Linked DNA regions of Homo sapiens: region 2 is linked to region 1. Evidence: read pairs that join two places in POLR2A ChIA-PET (ENCODE). Cell type or tissue: A673. All regions are shown on one strand. Each heading gives the region's core, and the rest is flanking DNA. Links, peaks and the distances in the headings are about the cores only. Region 1 overlaps AGBL4 (AGBL carboxypeptidase 4). Region 2 overlaps AGBL4 (AGBL carboxypeptidase 4).

The links. Peaks named below come from ENCODE experiments on the same cell type or tissue, not always from the same donor. Only the 100,000 strongest peaks of a DNase experiment are listed, where the experiment ranks them.
Region 2: POLR2A ChIA-PET joins it to region 1 with 8 read pairs; 1 of 35 experiments calls an interaction of 5 or more read pairs at or near these places.

The regions. Positions count from the first base shown.
Region 1 is chr1:49,349,552-49,354,940 of GRCh38, forward strand. The region is part of intron 3 of AGBL4 (AGBL carboxypeptidase 4); the gene reads right to left. Among named protein-coding and RNA genes, the nearest start is that of AGBL4-AS1, 95 kb to the left of the region's middle. In A673, for the core only: no CTCF peak of the experiment used is centred there; a DNase peak (open chromatin) is centred at 2,480.
Region 2 is chr1:49,049,395-49,054,783 of GRCh38, forward strand. The region is part of intron 4 of AGBL4 (AGBL carboxypeptidase 4); the gene reads right to left. It overlaps LOC105378706 (a long non-coding RNA gene), which reads left to right. Exons shown (of 3, transcript XR_947309.3): 3 at 627-713. Among named protein-coding and RNA genes, the nearest start is that of AGBL4-AS1, 210 kb to the right of the region's middle. In A673, for the core only: no CTCF peak of the experiment used is centred there; a DNase peak (open chromatin) is centred at 2,457.

The sequences.
Region 1 (5,389 bases), core at 97-5,096:
ATGCTCCTTATATATATTTGTTGACACTATGTACCTCTTCTTTGTAGCACTTAACAGAATTCGAAATCCTAAATTTATTTGTGTACTTTTTGGATAAATTTCTTTGCCCCCTCTAGACTGGTAACTCATTAAGGGCAGTGTTATGGGCTGAATTATATCCCCCAAAATTCATATAATAAAGTCCTAATCCCCAGTATCTCAGAACGTGGCTATATTTAGAAATAGGGCCTTAAAGAGGTAATTAAAATAAAATAAGGTCATATAGATGGGCCTTAGTCCAATATGACTGGTGTTCTTATAAGAAAATATTAGGACACAGATACGCATGTGCACAGAGAAAAGACCACATGAAGACTGGGAGAAGACAGCTATCTACAAGCCAGGGAGGAGGCCTCAGAAAATATCAACCCTGCTGACACATTGGTCTCAAGATTTCTAGCCTCCAGAATGGTGAGAAAATAAACTTCCATCATTTATGCCACCCTGTCTGTAATATTTTGTTATAGCAGCTCTAGCAAAGTAATACAGACAGGAAACATATTTGTTTTGTTTACTGATATATGTCCACTCTGTGTCACAGTGTTTGGCAATACTTAGATGGAAGTATTTCAATTAAAATACTTCAATGAATATTTGTTTTTTTTTTTGTTTTGTTTTGTTTTTTTTTTTTGAGACGGAGTCTCGCTCTGTCGCCCAGGCTGGAGTGCAGTGGCGGGATCTCGGCTCACTGCAAGCTCCGCCTCCCGGGTTCACGCCATTCTCCTGCCTCAGCCTCCCAAGTAGCTGGGACTACAGGCGCCCGCCACTACGCCCGGCTAATTTTTTGTATTTTTAGTAGAGACGGGGTTTCACCGTTTTAGCCGGGATGGTCTCGATCTCCTGACCTCGTGATCCGCCCGCCTCGGCCTCCCAAAGTGCTGGGATTACAGGCGTGAGCCACCGCGCCCGGCCCTGAATATTTGTTGAATAAATGAATGAAATGTTTGCTGAGTTAAATTTATTGAAAGAGGTGAGGTGGTTGTTTTTGTTTTAATTGTGGACAATTGAAGGTATCACAAACAACTGAACTTTTATTAGTTTTGGGGGAACAAGAGGTGTTTGGTTACATGAATGTTCTTTAATGGTGATTTCTGAGATTTTGATGCACCCATCACCCGAGCAGTGTACACTGCACCCAATGTGTAGTCTTTTATCATTCATCCCCCTCCTAACCTTCCCCCCAACTCCCCAGAGTCCATTATATCATTCTTATACCTTTGTGTTCTCAATAGGACCAGGACAGGACTCTTCCTGCTGCTTCTTCTACTTTTATATTTCACTCAACTCTCTAAATTTATTTCAGCTTTAGGTAAGGGTAAATCCTTCTCCCATTATCTGGATTTTCAGGTTCCCCAGTAAGGATGTCTGTTCAAAGGTAGACTTTCCCCCTCTCACACTTTGGGCACTCACAGTTTTTTGGCTGTCTCATGGAGTTTGTAACAGCAAGCCGCTTCTTTCAAAGGGTCTGTGAATTCTTTCAGTTTTCCTAGTATGTTCCTGCAGTGGTTCTTGGAGCAAAAGTTCACAATGTGAGTCTTCACATGCTGTTCTGTCCATCTAAGTGGGTGCTGCAAGTTCATCCTGCCTGCTATCCACCATTTTTCCCCCGAATTTTACAATGAACAACTGAGTGGGGTAAACAGTGGCTTAGGACAATGACTTTAGTAACTTAGAACCCAGGTTTTGGCAAGTTCTGCTTCTACCAGTGGTCTGAATGTGGTCTTTTCAGGTTCCAGATGATACACTCCATGGCAGAATTACTTATTAACTTATTACCTCTTTTAGAAATTCTAGGTTTTCCACTCATAGTGGAAAATGATCAAATATAGGGAGTATACTCTCTGTATATGTATAGTACACATATGTATATATATATATATATGAATAAACCATGGATACAATTTTATGAAATAATAATTAAGCTGACTATTCTAAAGCTTATTCATAGAAAATTACATCTCAAATATATAAGGTGGGAATGAGATGAGATTGGTAAGGTCCCATTCCCTATCTTTATTTAAATCATCCAACTCTCAGTTGAGTGCTAGTGATGAAAGATCTCAGATTTTATACAGATTTTTTGTTACTCTCTATAATTATTCCCTCTTATCCACAGAAGTCATGAGTTATGGGTAGAAAAGACATTGGCCTAAGAATCAGTAAATTTTCATGTCAGTTTTTGCTACTAACTTGTGACTATGTGATTCTGGCCAAGTTATTTCTTCTGCCTGAGCCTCAGTCTTCTCAACTGTAAAATGAGATATTTATACCAGATGGCCACTATGGTACATTTCATATCTGATATTCTAAGCCATGATGAATCAGCCTAAGCCATCGTGAGTCATGCCCAAATTCCTGCAAAGAGTATTTGTGTTTTTTCATTAAAAGGATTCCTCTGTACTCTTTTTCAATTAACTTCCTCTTGCCTAATTCTTCCCTGCACTTGCTGCCTGCATACCTCTGCATCAAATGTAGTTCCCCTAATTATCCATCCACTGACAAACCTTTAATCCTTTAAGATCCGGCTTAAACCACACCCATTCCAGGAGGTCTTCATTCAACATACTCACAGAACACCGCTTGCATCTCTGCTGAACCATCAGTTAGCCTAATTGGAAAATAGTTATTTATTTACATGCCTATCTCCTCTTCTAAATCAGACTCTCAGAGTGTGGGGACTAACACATTACCTGGCATGCTGAAGATGTTTCATCATTTTGCCAGTTTGAATAAAGTATTCTCTTTCTTAAAATTATTTGCCCACATGAATTGAAGCTTTTTTTTTTTTTTTTTTTTTTTGTGGAAAGGAACTACTACTAGGATCAGCCTCAGAGAAGAGGAGAAAAACCTCGGCAGTGGCCCTTCATGTGATGGCTGCTTAATCTGCACTGGGGTCCTGGGGCAGAGAATATCAGCTCCCAGCAGTTTTAAAGGCCCCCCCTCCTTCTGGCCTTCCAGGGGGAATAGCAACTAGAGTTCTGGAAGCCATAGGTCTGATAATAGTGGCCAGAGACAGAAGCCTCCAGCCTCTGGAGACAGTGGCTTGATCTAGGGCTGTTTGATACCCATAGCACCAGGAGCAGAGGAAAATGAAGAAAAATGAGGACAGATAGAGGAATAATAAAAAGCTAGCATGTATTGACTGCCAACCACACATCAAGAAAAGCTGAGCACTTTAGACATGTTACTGCTAATCCTCATAACTTATCAATAGGACCCATAATAATTGTCCTTATTTTACAGATGAGGCTAAGAAAAGTTAACAAAATGTCACATAGTAGTAGCAGCAGATGGAGTTGGGATTCAAACCTAGGTTGGACTGGTCTTTTCTCTGTAACACTGCCTCTATCTTTAGCACCCTATGACTTTCCTTTCCCAAATACATCATCCCTTCATCTAGGTGACTGTGTCTCATTTCTGAAGAATCTGCATTCAAACTAGTTTAAGTATTATCCCTTTATAGGATGTTTACATTAAAGATAGAAAAATTTTCAAGACACAAAATAATCTTATATAAAGTCATAGAGGTATGTCAAAACCACCTTTGACCTGTAAGGTCTGGGTTTTAGTCCCAGCTCTGCTCTAGTCCGTCTCTGCTGTTAAAACACTGTATGTCCTTGGGCAATTAAAGTTTCAGTTTATTCATCAGTAAAATAAGGGGTAGCACTATGTGATATCTAAAAGCCCTTATATCTCTGGCATCTAAGGCATTTAATCAGACTTTTGCGGGTTCCTCAATACTATGTATAACATAATTTCTATAAACTTATTAAAGATGACCCATTCCTATATTGGGGGTGGCCTCCACTAGAGAGTCCAGAAGGCAATGAATGGATAATTACAATTATTGTGATTAATAAACATAATTATAATTCACTCTGTACTTATACATGATCCACAGTGCAGAAAAGACTGCACCCTGGAAAAGGATTAATGGGAAAGTGATCCTGTTGATATGAACAGGAGGCAGGGAAATACTGGGTAGAAGAGGGCAGTTCCCTGGTAAAGGCCCCACCTTCAAGCCTGGAAACCCATGGACCTAAATGAGAAAAGGCATTCCTGTTTCATGCCCAATGTTGCCTTTTGGCCCACCACACCCCCTGTCCTGTACCCATACAAACCTCAAACCCCAGGCTCCACGAGCAGAAGAGTGGCAGGCGGCAGAGCGGCACAGCAGAGAAGGAGAGAAGAGAAGGAGCATCTAAACATCAAGAGGAGTTCAGCTGAGGACAGTCAGAGAGAAGACTGGCCATGGGACAGCTGAACTCCAGGGAAAGATCATCTTCCCACTCCATCCTCTTTCCAGCTCCCCAATCATCCTGCTGAGAGCCACCTCCATCACTCAATAAAATCCCCACATTCATAATTCTTCAAGTCTGACTGACCTGATTCTTCCTGGATACAAAAAAAAGACCCAGGTACTAAGAGGGCAGGGTGTAAAAGGCTGTCACCCTGACTGTCCACTGAGCTGGTTTAACACTTAGCTATCTGTGGATGGCAACTGCTAAAAGAACATTAATTGTAACACACCCCTAGATGCTACCATGGAGCTGGAGCCTAAAAGTGCTCACTCCGGCTTTTGTACCTGCCCATCTGTGGGCTCCCCATCCAGTAAGGGGTTTGAGCAAGCAGTGTCTGAATAAATGAGCCACAACATTGTCGCACATCCCATGAGGGAGTTAGGGAACTCTCCTGTTCCACAGTGATGAATAATTAGTTTTCATCTTAATATTTAATCAACATTTAACCGTTGATCACTGTTGCCTTTATTGAAAGGTTTTCTCATTTGGCTTCATGTCATTATACTCTCCAGCTTCCCTCTTAACTCATTGCTCACTCTTTGTCAGTGATATTTGTTGGGTCCTCCTTCTCTTTCAGACTTTTAAATGCTAGAGAACCCCTCAGGCTCTTGCCTCATCTCTTTCTTCTTCTTCTCTATCTACACTTGCTTTCTAAGAGATCTTATCCATTCTCTTGAATTTAAATATCATCTCCATGCTAATGACTCCCAAAAATACAGTAAAACCTCATGTAACATCTCTGATAGGTTCTTCGAAACTGTGACTTTAAGCAAAATGATTATGATGTATAATTAAGTCAATTTTACCATAGGCTAGTTGATATAAATAAGAGTTAAATTCTAGATGTTTCTGGTCACAAAAACATAAGCTTCTAAATAACGACTCAAAATACTTCTAATATTAAACATTGAAACAAATATGAACTATACAAGCATTTAAGAAACATTAATTTTAAAAAGACAATTACTTACCAGCTTATTCCAGTTCAGGGTAGTATGTAGCTGGAGCCTATCCCAGCATTTCAGGGTATAAGGTGGAAACCAACCCTG
Region 2 (5,389 bases), core at 212-5,211, 300 kb before region 1:
TTAAAAAATTATATAAAAAGATTTTTATCATCTAGTTTGTCTCTTAACAATGAACAATAAAAGTAAATGGATATTTGGATATTTCTTCAAAGAGTAGGCTTCTTGAAAATATAAACTGTGTTACTTCTTTACCTCTAGTCATGGCATAGAGCGGTCTCAAGCAATACTTATTTATGTAAAAAGCAATGAAAAAAAGGGAAAAAACCTTCTTATCCCAGAATAACATTGGTAGGTATCACAAGAAGGCAGATTCTAGTTCAGTATAAAGTAGAGACTCTTTAACATTCAGCTGAAGAGAAAGTAGAGAGGGCTGCCTTACAGAGAAAATACAAGTATTAGAAGCTTTAGGGGATAAAGATCCTGTACTTGATGTTAGGTTAGACAAGGCAGACTTCTGATTCCATTTAACACAGATAGTCTATGATATCCATGGAAAAATAAAATAATAATAATAATTATTATAGTACTATTTCCTAATATCTATATAGCATGGACCATATGCTAGGCCATTCTAAGTACTTTATAATGTATTTTCTTTATTCCTCTCAACAATCCTCTGAAGTTATTCATATTATATCAATGGTATGGAAATAAAGGTAGAGTCAAGGACCTTTATGCTTATGCAGGTTGTTCACGACTCCCCAGAAGACCCCAGAAAGAAAATGGCACAACACTCGATCCTGCCAGACACCCAGGAAGATTTCAGGTCCTGTAGTGTGTGCTTTCAAGACCTGGGGACTAAAGGCTGATCCAGCTCTTGGAATAAGGCCTTGTCCTGAGTTCAGCATCCTGAGGACATCCACATGAATGAGGGAGGTCTGTAACTCACATCCTCAGATTCAGTCATGCATGACTGAATGTTCTGAGTAAGCACACACACACACGCACTCTCTCATGCATGTACACACTCAACACATTCACGAACATACTCTATTATAACTTCTATCTCATTACATCAGTTTAAACATATTCCTTTCTCCACTATGAGATTGAGCTCTCCTGGATGGCAGGTAGTACATATTGTTCATCTCTAGTTCTCCGGGACCTATACAAAGGCTTATAGATGAAGTGCCAAGAACACTTATGAATGGATAAATGTTTGTGAATAAATAATGTCAGCTCCACTAATATATATATACATTGTACTCTCTCTAGTGAAACTTTAAGTCATGCCCTGAATATATCATATTCTCAAAAACCTCCTTGCCTTTTTAAATGCTATTCCTTGCCTTTTTAAATGCTATTCCTTGCCTTTTTAAATGCTATTCCCATTCTTTTCTACACAGTGCATCTCTGTATAGAGAAGTGAGGCCTAGCTCAAATGATAGTTCCTCTTTGAAGTCTTTGTCAACAACTTCAGGATGAATTAACTGCTCTAAATACTAATTGCAGACACTGCTGTTTTTCTGATTTACCTCAAAATCCTCAGCATTAGTACAATACTTGGCCTTAAAGAGGAGCTCAACGTATTTTGTTAAATGACTAAGTTGACTTATGAGTGAATGAGTGATTCCCCTCCCACCTATCCTCTCTACTTTCTGTTGAGACCTCTCAGCTAAATTCCCAAAGCATCATTTTGGAGGTTACCAGAACATAAGGAAGAAGAGAAGTCCCAGACCTAATGCAGTACATAAGTTTCTCTAAAACAGCAGCATTCTCTGGTCCTCCTCAGGAGCCTTGAAAGACAGGAGCCCTAATTTCCTCTCTAATCAAGCAGAGAAATACAGATGGGAATAAAGGTGTTTCAACCCTAGTAGACACAAGCATTTTTCTTCAAATTAGCAGAAAGGGACATAATAAAAAATCATTCTTTCCAGGTTGTAAGTCTTAAAAAAGGTGTGCAAAACAAGGGGATCACAAAGTCACTCAGATATCCCCAAAGGAAGTAGCAAATTTTAAGCACCTTCTGAATCTCAATAGCTTGCTATCCGTTTGATGCACACTACTGTCTGAATGCTAAGCACATATTCTTCCCACCATTCCAAGGCTGTGCTACCTCAGATTTATCCAACAACGGCAGTTATAGTCTCTTGGTTCTCTTACTTCATCTACTCAGGGGCTGAAAGCAAACTGGCATGTAGTTTCTCAGGCATATTTGAAATTGAGGTAAGATTTCATTCCTTTTCCCTTCGTGAGGGCAGCTGAATCTCTCATTTGTCATCTATGCCAACACATGGCCTTTAGTCTACATTTGGCTGGAACAACCAAGGCTATCACCTAGCTTGAGCCATTTGCCCCCCTCCTTTTCCTCTTTGATGTCTGGCATAGCCAGGGACCTTGGATGGATACCCATTTTCTAAATGCACCCTCCCTAGGCAAACAGGACCTATTCTAATTCCAATCCTATCTTCCACCAAATAATTATAATAGTACTCCTGTCACCAGCACATCTATTCTTATCTCTCTCCGCACTTTGTCACAGCTAATCTCTTGGTGAGTCACAGGGAGAGGGAGAAAGAGTAAGAGAGTGCTCAGATACAGGCAACACATTTTTACACCCAGTGTCTAATCAGATTATCATCTTATCAGGGGCTGATGGGCACTCAGGGTGGGAGGAGAGAGACAGTGCTACATATTGCCAGCTGAATTTTTGATAACAAAAAGACATTGCTCGATTCTTGAATTAACCTTTTTGTCCTACACACTGTATTATTTATTTTTCAGAGTTTATATTATATGTAGGGATTTTTTTTTTTTTTTTTGGTCTGTGCCTTCTGGAGAAGGACACCCACACACTGTGGCAGCAGCTGCTTCTATTAATTCCAAGCCATTAAAAAAATTAAAAATAAACCCAATTACTTAGGCTTGTTTGGAGCTGAGGAATAGCTGAGACTGATTATTCCCCCTGGTCATGGACAGCAACAATATTCCTACCTATGGTGGCTGCTGGCAGAATGCCAATGCAGACAGAAACTCCAGGGACAGGCACCCCATGCAATGAGAGGCTATAAATCACATACTCTATCTTCTCCAATCCAGATTCCTGACAGGCAGCAAGAAGAGAAGACTGAACAAGGAGCTAGGAGTTGGATTCTAGTCCAAGCTCTTGGTATATTCTTCCCCCGTGCCTCTGTATAAAATGTGGTTACTAAAAAGCATCCTGTATCCTTCTTAGGGTTGTTGTGAAACTCTTAGGTGAAAAGGACTGTGTTTTCAAAACTGTCATTTGCTGGGGTATGGGATGGTACATGAGGCAGTATTAGAATTCTGGGTGCTTTGGGATTATTAGGTGGTAGACCATAGCTGAAATGGGTCAGGTTTGCACTGAAGTTTTGTATCCAGATTACTTTGTTGTTACATCATGGGTGGAATAACAATAATCATTCAGGCTGTGAAGTCACTAGACTGGGATCCCCTTGTCACCTTGCATAAAACCTAGCATATAGAGGCAATTGATAAATATTTTGAATGAATGAGTAAATAAGTCAGTCAGTGCTGGGTTTTGAATGAACAGATAGGGCTACGTGCAATTCTAGCTTTGGATGTCTTTTAGAAATGCAGTCATTGTATAGTAGAACTAATGTGGGTTTAGGCTGTAATCGATTTCCATTATTATTAATCAGTCATGTAACCTTGGGCCTGGGTTTCCCAATCTATAAAATGCAAATAGTGTTTAGCTTATAGATTTGTTGTGAAGTTTGGAGATTGGTACCTGACACATACGGGGTGCTTAGTAAATGGTAAATGTGATACTCATCATGCTGTGTGTGATGGATAGTTGGCATCATGCTCTTTCTTGGTTGGGAACAATGAATTCCAAGTTCACACTAAGTGTGCTTAGGGTTTGAAATGGACAGAGCAAGTCAAGGTAGGGGGTCAAGGAAAAAGTGAAAATGGATGGGGTCTTAATTTAAATATATGCTTATTAACTAAAAACAGTGATAACCTGTTTTCTCTTCTTGACCTTTTGCAGACCCAAAGTAACCAATATCCACCTTTCAAGGAATGTGCTGTCTGATAAAACTAAGTGTGTCTGGATACAGGAAGGCAGTTAATACCTTCAGTTTCCAAATGGTGGTGTGAGAAGTATTCAAAGATGTTGTCCCTGCTGGCAGCTTTTTGTACCAGTCAATTGTGCTGTGGCCCATGTTGTAACCTTCAAGATACATGGAGCCTCCAGGTTACTAGTTAGTGGGATCAATAGGAAATGTGGAAAATAATTGGTTAGGAGAATTTGAAATATGCCTGGGAAATAGAGACTAAGCAGTCCTGCTTATAGGGAATAGTCTGAATGCTCTTGACACATTTATGCTAGGGTATAACATAAAATTATGCATTTATTTTCTTGTTTAGTTAAAATTCTTAAAAAAATTTTTTGTCTGTTACCCTTTTATCCGCAATGAGCTCAAAACTACAAAAGTGTATGTTTTAGGAAAGTTAACTATTAAATTTCCATTTCTCATGACACGCAATAATAAATACATAACGTGTATAAAACATTTGTCAGTGTTTATGATCCTGATAGGGATGTACTGATAACATGCCCGCATAAAAATCAGAAGACACAAATCTGCTGAAGAAACATCAACATCTACTTAAATAGTTAATACTTATTTTTGAAAAACTTATGCCAAAATACTACAATTTACACATGTAAAAGCAGAAGCATAGAAGAAATATGATTGAAATTATTCTAGAACAGTCATTTGCTCTAAATGAAAAGCCAGACATCAGAGCTATACTACATATAACTTCTGATGTCTGGCTTATTATTTACATGACTATTTTAAAATAATTTTGATCATTACCAATTCCAAGTTCTCTTGGGTATGAAGTGGTAGCTGTCAATGTCTTTCCTCAATTAGCAGAAGAACTAAAACCAGCAGTTTTATATCAAAGTCAACAGATATATCAAACAAAATAATTTAACTGAATTCCAATATAATTCAATTATTTTCATCCAATTCATGTAACCAAAGTAAAGCTTTTGGAAATTAATTCTATTGAAGCTAAAATACTGTCTTGGTAGTGCTGATACAGCTTATTCATTTTCAAAAGTTAAACATTAAAGAAAAAATTATTTTAGGGCAATATGAATACAATTGGTATTTTTTGAAATTGGTGAAAACAATGTACTTGTTAAATCAGCAAACCTATTTTGGTTTGGTGAAAGCAATATACTTGTTAAATCAACAAACCTATGGAGTAAAATTTATTTTGAATTGGTTTGAGGTGTCTACATAATTCATAATTGCATCCAAACAAGCTTCTATTTTCTATCTTCAAAATAGAAGCCATAGTTGTCAAAATGTACCCAAACAGAACTATACAATTTTTATGTGAAGCTAACATTAAACTATATGTGAAAAAAATGTTTTCATAAAGTTTTAGAAAGCCAGACCACACTTTCTGTCTTTACTGTCTGACATCAATGTGATTTCACAAATTT